3 separate regions of the Homo sapiens genome follow, and all the other regions are linked to region 1. The links are chromatin contacts, found by Hi-C or POLR2A ChIA-PET in ENCODE. All regions are on one chromosome and are shown on one strand. The core of a region is the stretch at or near the end of the contact, and the rest is flanking DNA. Distances in the headings are between cores, read along the strand shown.

Region 1 (4,845 bases), core at 1,358-3,857:
AGGGGCTCTGGTGATTGGCTGACACATTTGCGGGTGCCACCCCCAGTGAATGCTCAGGTTCCTGAGAGCAGGGCCCATGTTGGGGCACCCTAGGACAGGGCATGGCATGTAGCTGACACTCAACGGTGTCAAGTGAGTGGCTGTGATCAGTGCCTACAAGACCCAGGGGACCCCTGGGGAGATGGGCCACTCCTCCACGCATGGGGCACGCCACACACAGGATACCAGAACGGGCGGCCAGATGAGCCACCATGAAGGACACTGGAAATACGAACAGCTCATCTTCACGAAGCACTTCTGGGGTTCTGAGCCTTGCTCTCAAGTTGGTTCATACATCCTCTCATGGAATCCTGACCACAATTCCAGGTCATAAACACTGCTGCTAATCTCATCTTATAGACGAGGAAACTGAGGCAGAGACGTCACACAACTTGCCCAAAGTTACATATACATCAGAAACACAAATGCAATAAGTGAGATTTCAAAGATGGCGGGTGAGGATGTACCTGTGTGCACGTGCATACATGTGTATACTGAGAGCACATGTGCATGTGCGTGAGTGTGTGTGTACACGGCATATACATTGAGTGCATATGCATGTACATGTCCGTGAATCTGTGTGTGCACCTGCAGCAGTGCCCCCTGAGCTGAGGTTTCACTTTCTGCAGTGTCAGTGACCCATAGTCAACCGCAGTCTAAAAAGATTAGGTGGAAAATTCCAGACAATTCTTTAGTCTTCAATCCCACACTGTCCTGCTGCATCTTGTCCAGGACGTGAGTCCTCCCTCTGTCCAGTTTGTCCACACTGCATGTCCTAGCTGCCTGTGAGTCACTCAGCAGCCCTCTCTGTACTCAATTCCACTGCCATGGTATCATGGTGCTTGTGTTCAAGTCACCCTTATTTTATGTATAAATTAAACTTTATCACCAGTATGTACGCGTAGGATGAAACAGAGTCTATGTAGGGTTCAGTACTCTCCACCATTTCAGGCATCTACTGGGAATCTTGACACATATCCCCCAAGGATGAGAGTGGACTACTGTATAACTGTGTGTGTGTGTGTATTTGTGTATGCATGTGTGTGTGCACATGTGTGTATGTGTACACTGGTATGTGTATTACATGTCTGCACATGTGTATATGTATGCCTATGTATCTGTGTGCATGTCTGCATACATGTGTATGTGTACATATGCATGTACAAATGTATGTGCATGTACATGTATGTGTGTATGCATTTGTACGTGTATATGCATATGCACATGTATACACATACATGTATACATATGTGTGCACCTATACATATTTATGTGTGCATATGTGTGCGTGTGGGTACATTTATATGCATATATTGTGCCTGTGTGTACAAGCAAGTATATATGGTATGTGTATATGTATTTCTATGTGTGCATGTATGTGTACATGTATGTGTGTGCGCATGTGAGTATATTTATATGCATGTATTGTGCCTATGTGTATACGTGTATATGTACATATGTATGCATGTATATGTGTATATGCACAAGTATGTCTACATGCATTTATGTGTACGTGTGTGTGCATGTGGGTATATTTGTATGCACGCATTGTGCCTGTGTGCATGTGTGTATGCACATGTTTGTGCGCACATGTGTGCCTGTGTGCATGTGTGTATGCACGTTTGTGCCTGTGTGCATGTGTGTATGCATATGTGTGTGCCTATGTGTATGTACACCAATCATAACACTCCCTTTTCTTTCCCAAGAAAGGATTTCTTTTTGTACTGATCTCAGGAGTTTCAGGGCTACAGCGAAGAGATCACATGAGGAAGTCAAGAATTGTGTTTACTTACAAACTATATGGAACCAATATTTAATCATTTTCTACTTACAAAATCCCAATTTTGGCTGGGCACAGTGGCTCATGCTCGTAATCCCAGCAGTATGGGAGACCAAGGTGGGAGGATCCCTTGAGCTCAAGAGCTCAAGACCAGCCTGGGAAACACAGCAAGATCTCATTTATAATCTTTTTAATAGCTTTTTTAAATCTCAATTTCCTATGGCTCCAGCCAGTATAACCCCAAGACTCCACCTTCGTGGTGGACTCGAACCTCCAGGTGGCCTGTCAGCAGCGCCTGCTCAGATCCAGCCTTATTTTTAGCACTTTCTCCAGACAACCCAAGGGAAAAGAAAGCTGTTTTGAGGTCAAACTTCTGAAACATCTGTCTCTGTGACCCGGCCTCTGTGCAAACGCCACTACTCCCAGGACATGAAAAGCACCCTGCAGATGCCCAGAACCCCAGCCACCACAGCCAGCAGGCTGCACGTGCAAAGAAGGCTCTGGACCCAAGCTGCCTGGACGGGGCGCCTGGATGGGGCACCTCTTGAACCGCTGGGGCTCTCTCCCAGCATCCCTGCGGCGCCTTTGTCTCAAATGTGGAAGCAGCAGAGAGCTGAGGCCAGGGGCCGCTTTATTTCCCTATTGCTTTCAACATCTTCTTTTGAAATTCTCTTTAAACTGAAACTGTCAAAAGTTGTGTCTGATAAATCTGAAGGTTGTAGAGGAAGTGGTTTGTTCTTCCTCCTGCTCATGATTTCTGCACAAGATAGTACACAGTACTTGGTGAACTGTCAGGCAAGGCAAGAGCTCCCAGTGAGGGCCAGAGGAAATGCAGGAGATCACTGAGGCCTGCTCTTTACCTGCTGCTGCTGTCAGACACCAGACAAGGTCAAGGGTGCAGCAGACAGGAGGACCCCAAAGAAGGCCCTCCTCATCCCTCCCCATCCCATCCTCCAAGACATTCAGGGAAATGTTCAAACAGAACTGGCCTGGTGGCTCTGATACTCCCACGGCAGCCTGGCTGTCGGGTGTTATTATCCCATTTTCCAGGTAGAGTTTAACTAACGTAATCAGAATGTAAATAACATGCTCAACTTAATTTCAATAACTAACTTGCCCAATGTCACACATAGTGAGTTCTCTGAAGAACTGTGAATCCACAGTTCAGGCAAAGCCTGAACTTAAGAAGGTCTGACTCCAAAGCCTGACGTCACCTGCCCTGGGAAGCCCTCTCTGGCCCCTCAGACCTTGGGTGTAGTCAGGTCCCCTCCTCTGTAATCTTGGTAACAGTAGCAATGACAGTGGTAACGGCAGTAATAAGAGCCCTCTGTTTTTCCTGTATACTTTCTCTGTGTCAGACACAAGGCTAACACCAGATGTGCATTATCTCACTGAATCCTTCACAGAAGCCCATGGAGTTGGTACCGCTATCTGCCCCATTGTACTGATGAAAAACAAAAGCTCAGAGAGGTGAAGTTACTTGACCAAGGTCACACAGCAGGCAAGTGGCAGAGCCCAAGGTAGAACTTCCAACATGCTGTTTTGATTACTGGCCTGGGCTGATCCCAGTTTTCCTATACGTGACAATTCTTTGCATTATCTTGGGTCTAGATGCTTCTAGTCCAGAATGACCCCAAGGGCTGCCAGCCCCTTTGGGTTTCCCCACCAACGTCAAAGGTTGAGGGACAGAGGACATTTCCCTGTTGGCAACGAACTGGGCCCCACACTCCTGATCAGCTCAGCCATTGCCAGGTTCTTGGGCCTAAGGTTGATCCAAATCGGGGCAAAGAATTAGGTCCTCTCAAAGCGGAGTAGGAAAGAACAAGACGTTCATGGGGCCTTCCTGTAATTCGGCTTCCATGTTGAAGTCCAAAGTCCCAAGGCCAGCATGCAGGCAGCTCACTGCGTCCGCCCTCCACAATTCCACCAGCCCCCAGCCCACTCAATACACCTGAGGCCTATGGAGCGTGTGCCAGGCCTCACCAGGCCCCTCGGACTTTCCCAATGCTGTGTTCTGCCCAGAAAGCTCCTCCCTGCTTTCTCCTCCTGGCCTGAGCGGACCCATTCTTGGATCAGCAGCCTTCTCTCCAGGGACCCTGCTGCTTCCCACGAGTGCCCACCCTGAGTCACCCTCGTTTGCGGGCACTGGAACCGATTGTCCATAACTCTCTTCTCCCATGCTGTTGTCTCCACACTCCCAACCCTTAGCACAATGCCTGGTACCCAGGAGGTGCCCCATAAGGGCATGCTTCAGGCACGATGCCTAACTGCTGAATGAGAGAACACTCTGAAAGCACAGAGGGCACGGCACGCGCAGGCCCCTGCGAGAGGCCTGGGGCATATCTGCTCACTTCTCACTTCGTTCTCACCCTACAAGGTGCGGAAGGTTCCATCCTTGCCCTCAATTTACCCGCAAGGAGAGGGACACTCATGCAGATGGGGCCGCAGAGCTGGAATTCCAGCCCCGGCCTCTCTCTGAGTTTGCGCTCTACTTCCAGAAAACGGACACATCACCTGGGGGTCTGAGTGGGCAGTGGGAGAGTGAGCACACTTTACAGTTTATCTTGAAGACAGGCTTGGGAGCCTGAGATGAACATAGAGAACCATGGCCTTCTGCCTCCCCAGCCCTCTGGCCCCTGCCCAGGAAAGCCCGCTCATTATCTTGGGCTCCAAAAAGCTACCCAAAAGGTTGCCCCTGATCGTGCATTTCAAAGACTTGTTCACCTGGACTAGAGGACCACAGGAGCCCCACATTAGAAACAAAGGAGCAAGGGCCGGGCATGGTGGTGCACTCCTGTGATCCCAGCTACTGGGGAGGCTGGGATGGGAGGATCGCTTGAGTCTGGGAGGTTGAGAATGCAGTAAGCCGTGATTTCATCACCGTACTCCAGCCTGGGAAATACAGCAATACTCTGCCTCAAAAAAAAAAAAAAAAAAAAAGAAGGCCAGGCACGGTGGCTCACACCTATAATCCCAGGACTTTGGGAGGCCGAGGCAGGTGAATTGCTTGAGTCCAGGAGTTCAAA
Region 2 (4,845 bases), core at 1,234-3,733, 98 kb before region 1:
CTTTTCTGTTTCACGACCCCATGGGACATTTCATCATCACGTGTCCGCAGGCTCCTCTGGGCTGTGATCATTTCTCAGACTTGTCCCAGTCACGCACCTGGGACACAGGAGGGCTCTGGAAACAGAGGTCCTGATCACTGGTGGCCTTGGTGGAGGACTAACGACCCAAAGGCTTGGATTGGGAACAGAATGGGGACCTGGAACCAGGGATCGCTAGAGACAGAGCACCGGCGTCTCCTTTCAGCACATGTTAACAGAGAACCAAGTTCAAACAGGACCGCGTTTTTGCCAGGGAGAGCCTTTCCTCAGGCCATCCCTGGTTCTCCTCCCAGGGACCTGCTGGGGCCTCCAGGAAGAAGGGGATCAGTCTGGAGACTCTCAATGTCCCACAGGGGTAGGGTGGGGCTCCCTGGCGTTTCCACCTCGGCTTCTTCAAAACTAGCGGTCCCACCACCTGCCAGGAGGCCATTGTTAGCACATTTTATAGACTAAAAAAATACACCGAGGCTCAGAACGGAGCAGTGGTTTGCCCAAGGCAGTCCACTGAGAAGCAGCCAAGCCAGGTTCACCGCCAGTGTGCTTCCCCCGCACAGCACTGGCCCCACGACAGCCATCCCGGAAGTCTACTGCCAGTTCCCAGGCCACTGCCTCTAAACTGACAACACGGGGTGCTAGGATTGGCTTTTGGAAGGTCCACGACCCCCAGAGGATGCGCCTTCTCCACCCCCTCTGTGGCTACACCAAGGGAGGCAGCCACACAAGTGGAAATTTCTAAAAAACACAAAAAAACTACAGCTGTCCTTGGCTCAAATCACAGCAAACAAGGATCCAGACAAGCCCGTCTGCAGAAGGGGTGAGGCCATCCCCCTTCCCCCATTGATACTCCAAGGGAGAGAGGGAAAAGGAAGATTCTAGCACAGGCCTGGTGGACAGTTGGCTTTGACAGACAGATGCTGGAGGGCTGAAGAAGTTAGTGAAAGCTGAATGAATGAATGAATGAATGAATGAATGAAAGTTAAGTGCACTCATAACGAACGCTTAGACAGCACCTACCACAGTACAGGCGCTAGACACACATTCACTCATTTAATCCTCACAATCAACCACCCTATGCAGCAAATACTGCTCCCATTTTACAGATGAGAAAACCGAGTCTCAGAGAGGTTGACACCAGGTCAAAGTCACCCACCTGGGCAGTGGTGAAGCTATGGCTAAGCCAGCTCTTTCCAGCTCCCAGAAGCCAACTGTGCCCATCTTTTCCAAACTCTGCATTTAAGCATCTCACTTTGGCCATAGTGTAAGTATTTACACAGTAGAAACGGGCAAGCATTGCAAATCGGGACTTCCCCGGCACCTGTCAGAAAGTTGCTGCCGCCTCTCTCTGGCCCGCTTGCCTCCTTGGCAGGACTGTCCTGTGGAATCAGTTCCTGCAGGTCTCGGCAGCTGGAAGGTAACACTGAATTCAAGAGAAGCCAGGATCCCCTGAGGCCCAGCCAGTGCCATGTCCCTCTGGGAGAGCCAGGGACCAAACAGTGGTGGAAAATAAGCAAAAAAGGAGAGCACGGGCTTGAGGCTGGTTACCCTAGGTTCAGATGCCAGCTCCATTACCTACTGGGGTACCTCGCCGAAGTCATTTCATCATTCTGCGCCTCAGTTTTTGCCTCTGCGAAGTGGAACAATGGAACCCCCAGAATGAGACAGTATGTATAGAATGCATGATACACAACAGGTGCTCAGGAGCTGTCACTACAGATATTCTCAAGGGATACAGGGTGATGGGGAGAGAGAACCAGGTGAGGTCACCCCAAGAGCATCCAATTTAGAGGAGGGCGATTATGCACCCAGAAGGGAAAGCATTCATAAGGGTGCTACAGATGCCTTCTTCGTAAAATGTACGATCTTATTTAAACCTCTGCGAGTTCTCCAGGTGAAAAACTGCACCCCCTGTTCTAATTTACATCTCTTTGATTTTTGAGAAGCTGACAGTTTTTCACTGTATTTCTCTTTTGTTCTTTGCACCTTTTCCCCTTGAGGCAGTCACAGTTTCTCACTGATTCACAGCTACTTCGGCTTATTAAGGTCATTTAACCCTTCAATTGTCAACTGGGCCACAAGTGCGTTTTCCCAGGTCACCCACTCGCCTTTCAGACTGGTTTATGGCGAGGCTGGTTGCTGGTCTGCTTTTCCACGCTCAAGGGTCACTTTGTTATGGAGCCAACTCCAGCTCTCCTTGCCTTTGTGGTTTCTGTCTTCTTGAACAGAACGAGCCAAGGTTTGAGGCTCTTGCTGATCTGTTAGGCTGATTCCTACTTACTGGGTTGAAAGCGAGAAACAAATGTAAAAGTTTCCACTCTCCTCCCCCAGCAAGCCAAGGGCTGTCATGCCGGGTCCTCCTCCCCATCAGGCCTTCACTCTTGGGTCACCCCTAGTCCCTGGAGCTCCTGCCTGGCACAGAGAGAGAGTGACTCACTCCCGAGGCACGGTGCCCTTGCCCGGGGCCCCAGCCACAATGAGATGGGAGACACACGGCCCACGGACTTTGAGGCTTTTGCTGATCTGTCCCTCACATGGGGGTTGGGGGCACAGCTCCCTTCTGATGCTCCCACTTTCAGTGGGCAGAGGGCAGGCACGTAGGCAGTGGGGAGAAAGAGGTGAAAGTTAGAGGGAAAGGCAGACTTTACTGACCGCACTGAGGTCAGAGCCAAGGGTGAGGCCAGAGGGTCCCTCTCCCCCTGGAGTTGCAATGAAAAGGCAGAAAGACAAACCGAAGGACCTCAACATCAAGCCTACGGATTCTCCCATCAAAGGTGCCCTAGAAGGCAAGGCCCTGGTCCCTCTGGACCTTGGTCTCCATATCTGCAAAATGGGCCTCTTTTCTGTACAGTTTCTTCCAGCTTCAAAAAAAAAAAAAAAAAAAAACACACACACACACACTGAAAAGCTCACGGTCATCCAGTCTACAGTTCCCAGCATCCCTGGAAGAGGATACTGAGGCCTTCTGGCCTCAACTTCACTCAAAATAAAGCCTGGAGAATGAAACATTAGGGGAAGCTTCTACCAGCTGCTAACAAGTCAAGTCAACAACTATTTATCAAGCACCTACTACGTGCCCAGGGCTGCAGATATACAGCAGTGAACAGAATAAACAAGAATCTCTGCGCTTCGGGGAGGTGACAAGAAGCGGGGACGAAATAAGGCAAATGCCCTTTAGAAGGTGGTCAGTTCTGTGCAGACGACACAGCAGAGGAGCAGCGCATGGAGAGGCAGAGCAGGAGGGTCCTGAGGGCGGCGTGGCATACTGTGAGAGGGAAAGGGACTTTCAGCCTAGCTTCTAGCCACGCAAGGGGCCGACACTTCCCATGTGGTCTCTTGGGTGATCCTCACACCATCCCTGAAGGTGTGAAGTGGAAACTGAGGCCCAGAGACGTGGCATCCCTTACCCAAAGTTGTGCAGCAAGGGAATTCCCAAAGTGAGTCTGCCTCCCTCCAGGCCACACTGTTTTCCTGAGGCCCAAATACTGCCTGACTTGGAGCTCCTGGGCCCGGGGAAGGTGAGGATGTGGCCAGGCCACCCTCCCAACACCTGCCACGGATGCCACATCCAAGAATGGAAAGAAGTGGATTCCGCCCTGTAGCAGCGGTGTCTCACTGCATGACATGCTTCTAGGACAAGCAAGTCCCTTCAGGGAAGTCTGCAGCTGCCCTGAGAGCAGCACAAGCTCCCGTGGTGCGGGGTTTCCGCCAGGCGGCAAAGCCTCGGACTTCGATGTGGGAATTCCTCCCAGCCGGACACATGGCTCCGAAGACCCAGTGAGCATCCACAGAAACTGTATGGCTGAAGGATGCTTGTCTCTGGGTGCAGGAGGTACGAGAAGTCGCTCATACATACTGATGGCAAGCATACAGCCTGACAAATGCTCACACTCATGTGACCACCACCCAGCACCCTAGAAGGCTCTCTCATGTCCCTTCTTGGCAATTCCCTCAAGAAGTAACCATCATTCCAACCTCTATCACTACAGGGTAGTTTTGTCTGACCTTGAACTTCCTATAACTGGAATAATACACTATGTACTCATTTTACTTTATTTTGTTCAACATAATATCTGTGAGATTCATCCATGGTGTTTATTTTTCATTGCTGTGTAGTACTCCATTGTATAACTATGCCACAATTGGTTTATCTGTTCCACTGTTGATGGATACTTGGGTTGTTTCTAGTTGGAGGCTACTATGACTAAGGCTGCTCTGAATATTCTTGTTTATGTCTGTTAGTAGACAGAAGCACTCAGTTCTCTTGGGAACAGAATTGGGAGTAGAATCATTGGGTCCTAGGAGAAGCAGGAATGAATGCATTAGACCCCTGCCAAGACCTGGTAAGCAGGCAACCTAGGAAGGCCTCCTTGAATATGAAGAAACAGAGATCTAGTAATATACCCAGAGTCACACAGCAAAGCTGTGGTACCAAAATCCAGTTGTGCGTGGCTCCAGCTCCATGACCTCCTCACCCAGTGTAGCATGGGTGGGCACCATGAGCAGGACCTGCCTGAGAAAGAGCAGACAGGAAGGAAGGAACAGCAGCAGTGAGGGAGGAAGGCTCCTTCACTGTCTGAAAGAACAGCAAGGAACCCGATGTGTCCCCAGGAGGCTGGGAGACCAGGTACGGGGCCTGGTAGGCTGAGCAAACACAGAAGCATGAATAAGGCCTAAGTCCACTAAACCCCAAGCACATAATTTTATCTGGAAGCCACAACTCATCCAGCCACACCGGCGCACCCTCCTTCTTGAGGAGAGGGCAGCCTCCAATCTGAAGCACCTCTGTCTCCCCTGGACTGTCCGAGACAG
Region 3 (4,845 bases), core at 1,348-3,847, 74 kb before region 1:
CAAGGCTGTGCACTCCCGGGGGAGTGGCCTTTGCAGCCCAGCACCATCCAGGGAGCTCTCGCGATGCAGGGAATGTTCTACATCGGCACTCTCCAGTACAAGAGCTGTTCGCCACGCGTGGCTACGGAGCACTGAAGTGTGGCTACGTGCCTCACAAGCTGAATTTTTACTTTGGTCTAATTTTAATTCAATGTAAATAGCCATACATGGCAGCGGCTACTCTTCCAGCCAGCACAGGTCTAGAGGGATGTCTAGCTCCCATCCAGTGCTCCACACCCCCTGAACAAGAGAATGAATGAATGATGAGTGAACAGCACTTGGTTCTCACCCTCCTTTCTCACCCCGCACGATAATCATCTGACTTCAATTTTCTCCACGAGGCCGCAGCTACCTGCAGGCAGGAGACACACAACTGTGTTCGCTCATTGCTGTAACCTGTGCTTTCTTCGGTTCCTGGGACACAGACCCTCAGTAACTATTAGTTAGATGAATTAATGGGTGAATGAATGAACCGCCTGCAACTGAGAGCCTCTTCTCCTTCCCCACCAAGCCTCAGGAAAACTGTCATGAAAAGGAAAACTCCCTCTGGGTGGATTTCTGAGTGCACCTCCAGCCCAGTTCATCCTCTTGCTAAAGGGACCGCCGCCCTACATGCTGGCTCTGTCCTGCCTGGCATTGAGAGGGAGCTTCTGCCGCCGGCGAACAAGGCATCCTTCTCCATGCCTTCTTCCTGCTCTCCCAGGACACCATGGGAGAAGTAGGGCAAGTCTGTCTTCTCTTGACTCAGAGAGAAGGATCGGGATTCCTCATTTCCCTGGGCTGCCATTCCCTGCCTCCTGGCCCCAGCAGCAGGATGCCCCCACGAGGTTTCAGGAGACACGATAACTCGTAAGAACCAGGGTGAATTTGAGAGTCTATTATAAATCAAATGCCTTTCATCCTCGACTGCTGGCTGTGATGTTCTCCAACACTGCTATTCACAGCGAGCGCCATTTGCGTTTTCCCCACCCACCGCCCCGTCCCACTTCCTTCTGATGTAGGTCACGGTGGATTCTCCCTGAGTTCACTAGATCTACCTGCAGTGAGGGGGTGACACCGCTTGAAGCAAATTTAGCAATTCTCTTACAGGCATGTGGGAATCCCGTGCTCGCTCATTCAGCCGAGACCCAGACTTGTACTGTGTGTGGAAAATCCTGTGCAAAGACCCTGGGGCCCACGGGAGGGCCGGCAGGAAGGCTTCTATGCCCAGGTAAGCTGGGCGTTTGGAGCTTGAAAACCACCATCATTTGGAAACAATGCTGAGGAGGGTTCGGATTCTAGAACAGAAGCAGATCAGTCAAGTAGTAACTTGCCCTAGTTTTACCGTGAGCATCGCAGGTCCGCCCCGTGCTGTGTGGTCTGGACCAAGTCACTTCTCTCCAGCCTCATGCTTCCATCTGTAGATGGAGGAGGATGCTGGAGCTCGCCACATAAGCTGTGTGGATTAAATGCCATTCATAGAGCACTGAGCACAGGGACTCTTCACACAGGAGACGCTCAGTAAACGTTATTACTGATGTTGTCACTGTTGTGTGCACGGTCCCTTTTAGCTACACAATATAAGCATCATCTTAGTACAGAACCTAAGCTTCTGCTCCTTCACTGCGAGAAGCATCAAGCACCCACCCTCTTCCAGGCACCATGCTAGGCGCTGGTGATACAAGGACGGGTTCGTCTGCAGGACTTCTCTAGAAGCGCAGCAAATCCTGAGATAACGAATGCATTAAATCAAACACCACAGTACCTGTGGTCAGCCTGTCTCAAAGGATGGAAGAAGCTAAGGCACCCTGCAGGGAGGAGGGCAGGCCTGGGAGAGTTTCGCACCAGTATGAGCTGAGCAGGGAAAGCGGAAAGGGGAACCCTGGCTGTGGGCCTGGCATCTTCTAGGAGTCTAGGAGTTTACAAGATCATGGGCTCTTTTGGGCAACAGCAAAAGGTCGTTTGTGGCTGGAGCACAGGGTGTCTGGTAAGGAACTGGCAGGAGATGAAAATGAAAAGATTGAGTCTGGCCCCAATTTGGCAGCCTTCTCTGCCAAAAAAATGAGGGGTTGAACTTTGTCCTGTGGACAACAGAAGGGTTTTAAGTACCACTCATAAAGTTACTCAACCCCAGAAACCGGAAGCAGAGCCCTCCATGCACGCACACACATGGCATACACACATCTCACACATACACCCTCTCCACACACACGTGCACACACGCAACACTCCACACATACACAAATACACGCACACACACACATGCACATATACACACAACATTCCACAAACATATACACACATACAAATACCCATACACCACACATATTCAAACATACACACACACACACAGGCACACACACATGCACACATGCACCCCTGTGGTGGTCCTGGCACCCTGCACTGGACCCAGAGCAGAAATAGAAGTCCTTAGGCTCCAAGATATAGCAATAAGGAGGTGGCCTGAGAGCCACACAGAGGCCGGGAAGGTCAGCGGCAGGCTGTTTGGAGAAGGAAATATTTAAAAACAAGAGGTTTCCTGTGTGCGCGCACACACACACACACACTTACCCCCTGAGGATGAGACAGAGTCCTATCAGTAATTCTTTCAAAATAATGCCCTCACGTGTTCACGCCACACACATAGCACCAAAGAGACTTTGCAATTAAAAAATTGAGTATTTTTCACTTGCATGACCCTCCAGCCTCGGTCTCATTTGAGAGCTGAAGCCACCCCTCTGCCCAGCACCCACATTGAAAAGGGATGCGTGCACATGACTTGAGTCTGTCTCCGTGAGTTCACACTCACTGTGCACTAGGTGCATGTGGAACCCCACAAATGATGGATAATTGGGGCGGGGGGACCCCTGCGTGTCCAGCGTTTGCCCTTCCTTCTCTCTCTCCTTTCCCCTCTTCTGGGCTGATGAACTGTTTTCTAATGGGAATGGGTACCCCAAGGAGGCTCACAATGGAGATTTCTCATGCCAGGTGGATGCAATAAAAATGTGCTAAAGCTCCTTAAAATAGCTGTGTTCTCCCAAGTAAGATAAACCTTTTCCCGATAATACGATTCAGACCTGCAATTAGCTCAGTAAACCCTCTTCTTTAGACAGAAAGTAGAAGGTGAAATGGAAGGCATTTCAGGGGTCATAGCTGGACTAGTGGAAGTTGATTTTTTAAACAATGACTCAAACTTAGTTATCTCCTTGGAAGGAAAGACTGCCTGAGCCAAATAAAAATTTCTCTTTGTTTCAGAAAATTAAATCCCCATCCTTTGTTAGGCCTGATATAGAAGCCAGGCACTGTTCTAAGATAGTAGCTTGTTTTATCCTCACCTTAGCTCTAGGTGGGGAAACTGAGGAACGGGGGGAAGTGACTAGCCCATGGTCATAGATAAAAGCCAGGAATTGAACACAGGCTGTCTGGCTCCAAGGGTCAGATCTTACCCCCACGACCCTGACCCCCCTTCCTTTCAGCGCCCTCAGTCCTGCTGCTCTGCTGGAAAAGGGAGGTCACAGGCTGGCCCAGGACGCAGCAGGGAGCCCTGGGCGGCCCTGAACTTCAATGTGGGGACACTAGCCAACGCAACGCCTTGGCAATAAGCAGCCAGCTACAGGGGTGGGTATGATTGTTTCTGAATGTTCTCACGGGACCAACAAAGAGCGCTCTCCGGCTGCCGTGTAGCACTGGACATGATTAGGGAAGGGAGGAGAGGGTGTCTTCCAGCCAGGAAGCTGGCCCACAGGTGTCACTTTGCCATCTCAGAACCACACAGTCTTCAGATTCCCAAAGTCAGACCCAGCCCACCTCTCAGATGCGCTCACCTGGAGCGAAGCAACTTCAAGGCCACACAGCAAGCCATCAGCAGAAAAGCAGTGACACACAGTGCCACCAGCCAGGCCTGGGCCCTTGCCACCTCATGGGCTCCAGCGGGCAGGGCTCAGACCAGCACCCCGTGGAACGGACTGGCTCCCAAGCGGCCTCTCGCTAGGCCTGGGGCAGAATTCACAATCCCCCAGAGAGTGAAGCCACAAGTCAAGCTACATACTGCTGCAATGTAAACCGTTCCTTCTCTCTGTTCTTCCGTGCTAGGGACGGTGCTATGGATTGTATGTTTGTGCCTCCCGGAAATTCCTCTGTTGAACCCCCGACCCTGCAATGTGATGGTATGTGGAGGTGGGGCCTTTGGGAGGTGATTAGGGTTTGAGGAGGTCATGAAGTTGGGGCCCCCATGACAGGATAAATGTCCTCATAAGAAGAGAGGCCAGAGTGCTCTCTTTCTCTACCATGTGAGGACACAGTGAGAAGGTGGCTGTCTGCAAGCCAGGAAGAGGGCCCTCACCCAAACCCAGCCAGGCCAGCACCTTGACCTGGAACTCTGAAACAATAAATGCCTGTGGTTTAAGCCACCCAGTCTATGGTGTTTTGTTATGGCAGCCCAATCTAACACAGATGGAGAATACGACCCTCAGATGAAGGTCCAGAAAAACACACTCCTGCAGACCCTATTCCCAGATGCAGGCCAGTTTCACCTGCCTCTCAAGATCACGCACGCCATGCTACCAATCTCCCAACCTACGCCATGCTACAAATCTCCCACCCTCGGTGCCTCACAGAGCATACAACTGGGACTCAAGAAATGCCTGCGTGACAAACAGATCTAAGCACTGGTGGGGTGTCCGAGCATTTAATAGTTGGCCCCCATTTTAATTCTCATTCACAGGTAAAAGACTTGGCTCCCATTTTCACAGAGCTCCCCGCCTAGGAGTCTTCAACTTCAAAATCAACCAACTCCTGCTGCTTTTAAAATTTGGAATGCCACACCCA

Evidence for each region. Hi-C counts contacts between places; a loop is a spot of excess contacts on that map. ChIA-PET counts read pairs that join two places held with the same protein, here RNA polymerase II (POLR2A). Pooled maps may share reads with other maps.
Region 2: a loop to region 1 is called in a pooled map, with 3 times the contacts of the local background. The contact joins two enhancer-like sites. A Hi-C loop is called at or near these places in 2 of 168 maps with a recorded cell type or tissue (esophagus muscularis mucosa and posterior vena cava) and 4 of 50 pooled maps. POLR2A ChIA-PET finds 5 or more read pairs at or near these places in 2 of 52 experiments (H1 and activated T-cell).
Region 3: a pooled map shows a loop between it and region 1 (4-fold over the local background). The contact joins two enhancer-like sites. A Hi-C loop is called at or near these places in 1 of 168 maps with a recorded cell type or tissue (posterior vena cava), 2 of 37 single-sample maps with no recorded cell type and 4 of 50 pooled maps. POLR2A ChIA-PET finds 5 or more read pairs at or near these places in 5 of 52 experiments (HepG2, K562, OCI-LY7 and 2 more).

Annotation. Positions count from the first base shown.
Region 1 is chr16:81,467,798-81,472,642 of GRCh38, reverse strand. The region is part of intron 1 of CMIP (c-Maf inducing protein); the gene reads right to left. Among named protein-coding and RNA genes, the nearest start is that of CMIP, 25 kb to the right of the region's middle. RefSeq lists an enhancer at 2,312-2,812. Within about 2 kb of position 2,607, at least 14 of the 41 ENCODE cell types and tissues checked have a DNase peak (open chromatin) inside an H3K27ac peak, as active enhancers do.
Region 2 is chr16:81,566,114-81,570,958 of GRCh38, reverse strand. The region is part of intron 1 of CMIP (c-Maf inducing protein); the gene reads right to left. Among named protein-coding and RNA genes, the nearest start is that of MIR7854, 35 kb to the right of the region's middle. Within about 2 kb of position 2,483, at least 6 of the 41 ENCODE cell types and tissues checked have a DNase peak (open chromatin) inside an H3K27ac peak, as active enhancers do.
Region 3 is chr16:81,542,168-81,547,012 of GRCh38, reverse strand. The region is part of intron 1 of CMIP (c-Maf inducing protein); the gene reads right to left. Among named protein-coding and RNA genes, the nearest start is that of MIR7854, 11 kb to the right of the region's middle. Within about 2 kb of position 2,597, at least 4 of the 41 ENCODE cell types and tissues checked have a DNase peak (open chromatin) inside an H3K27ac peak, as active enhancers do.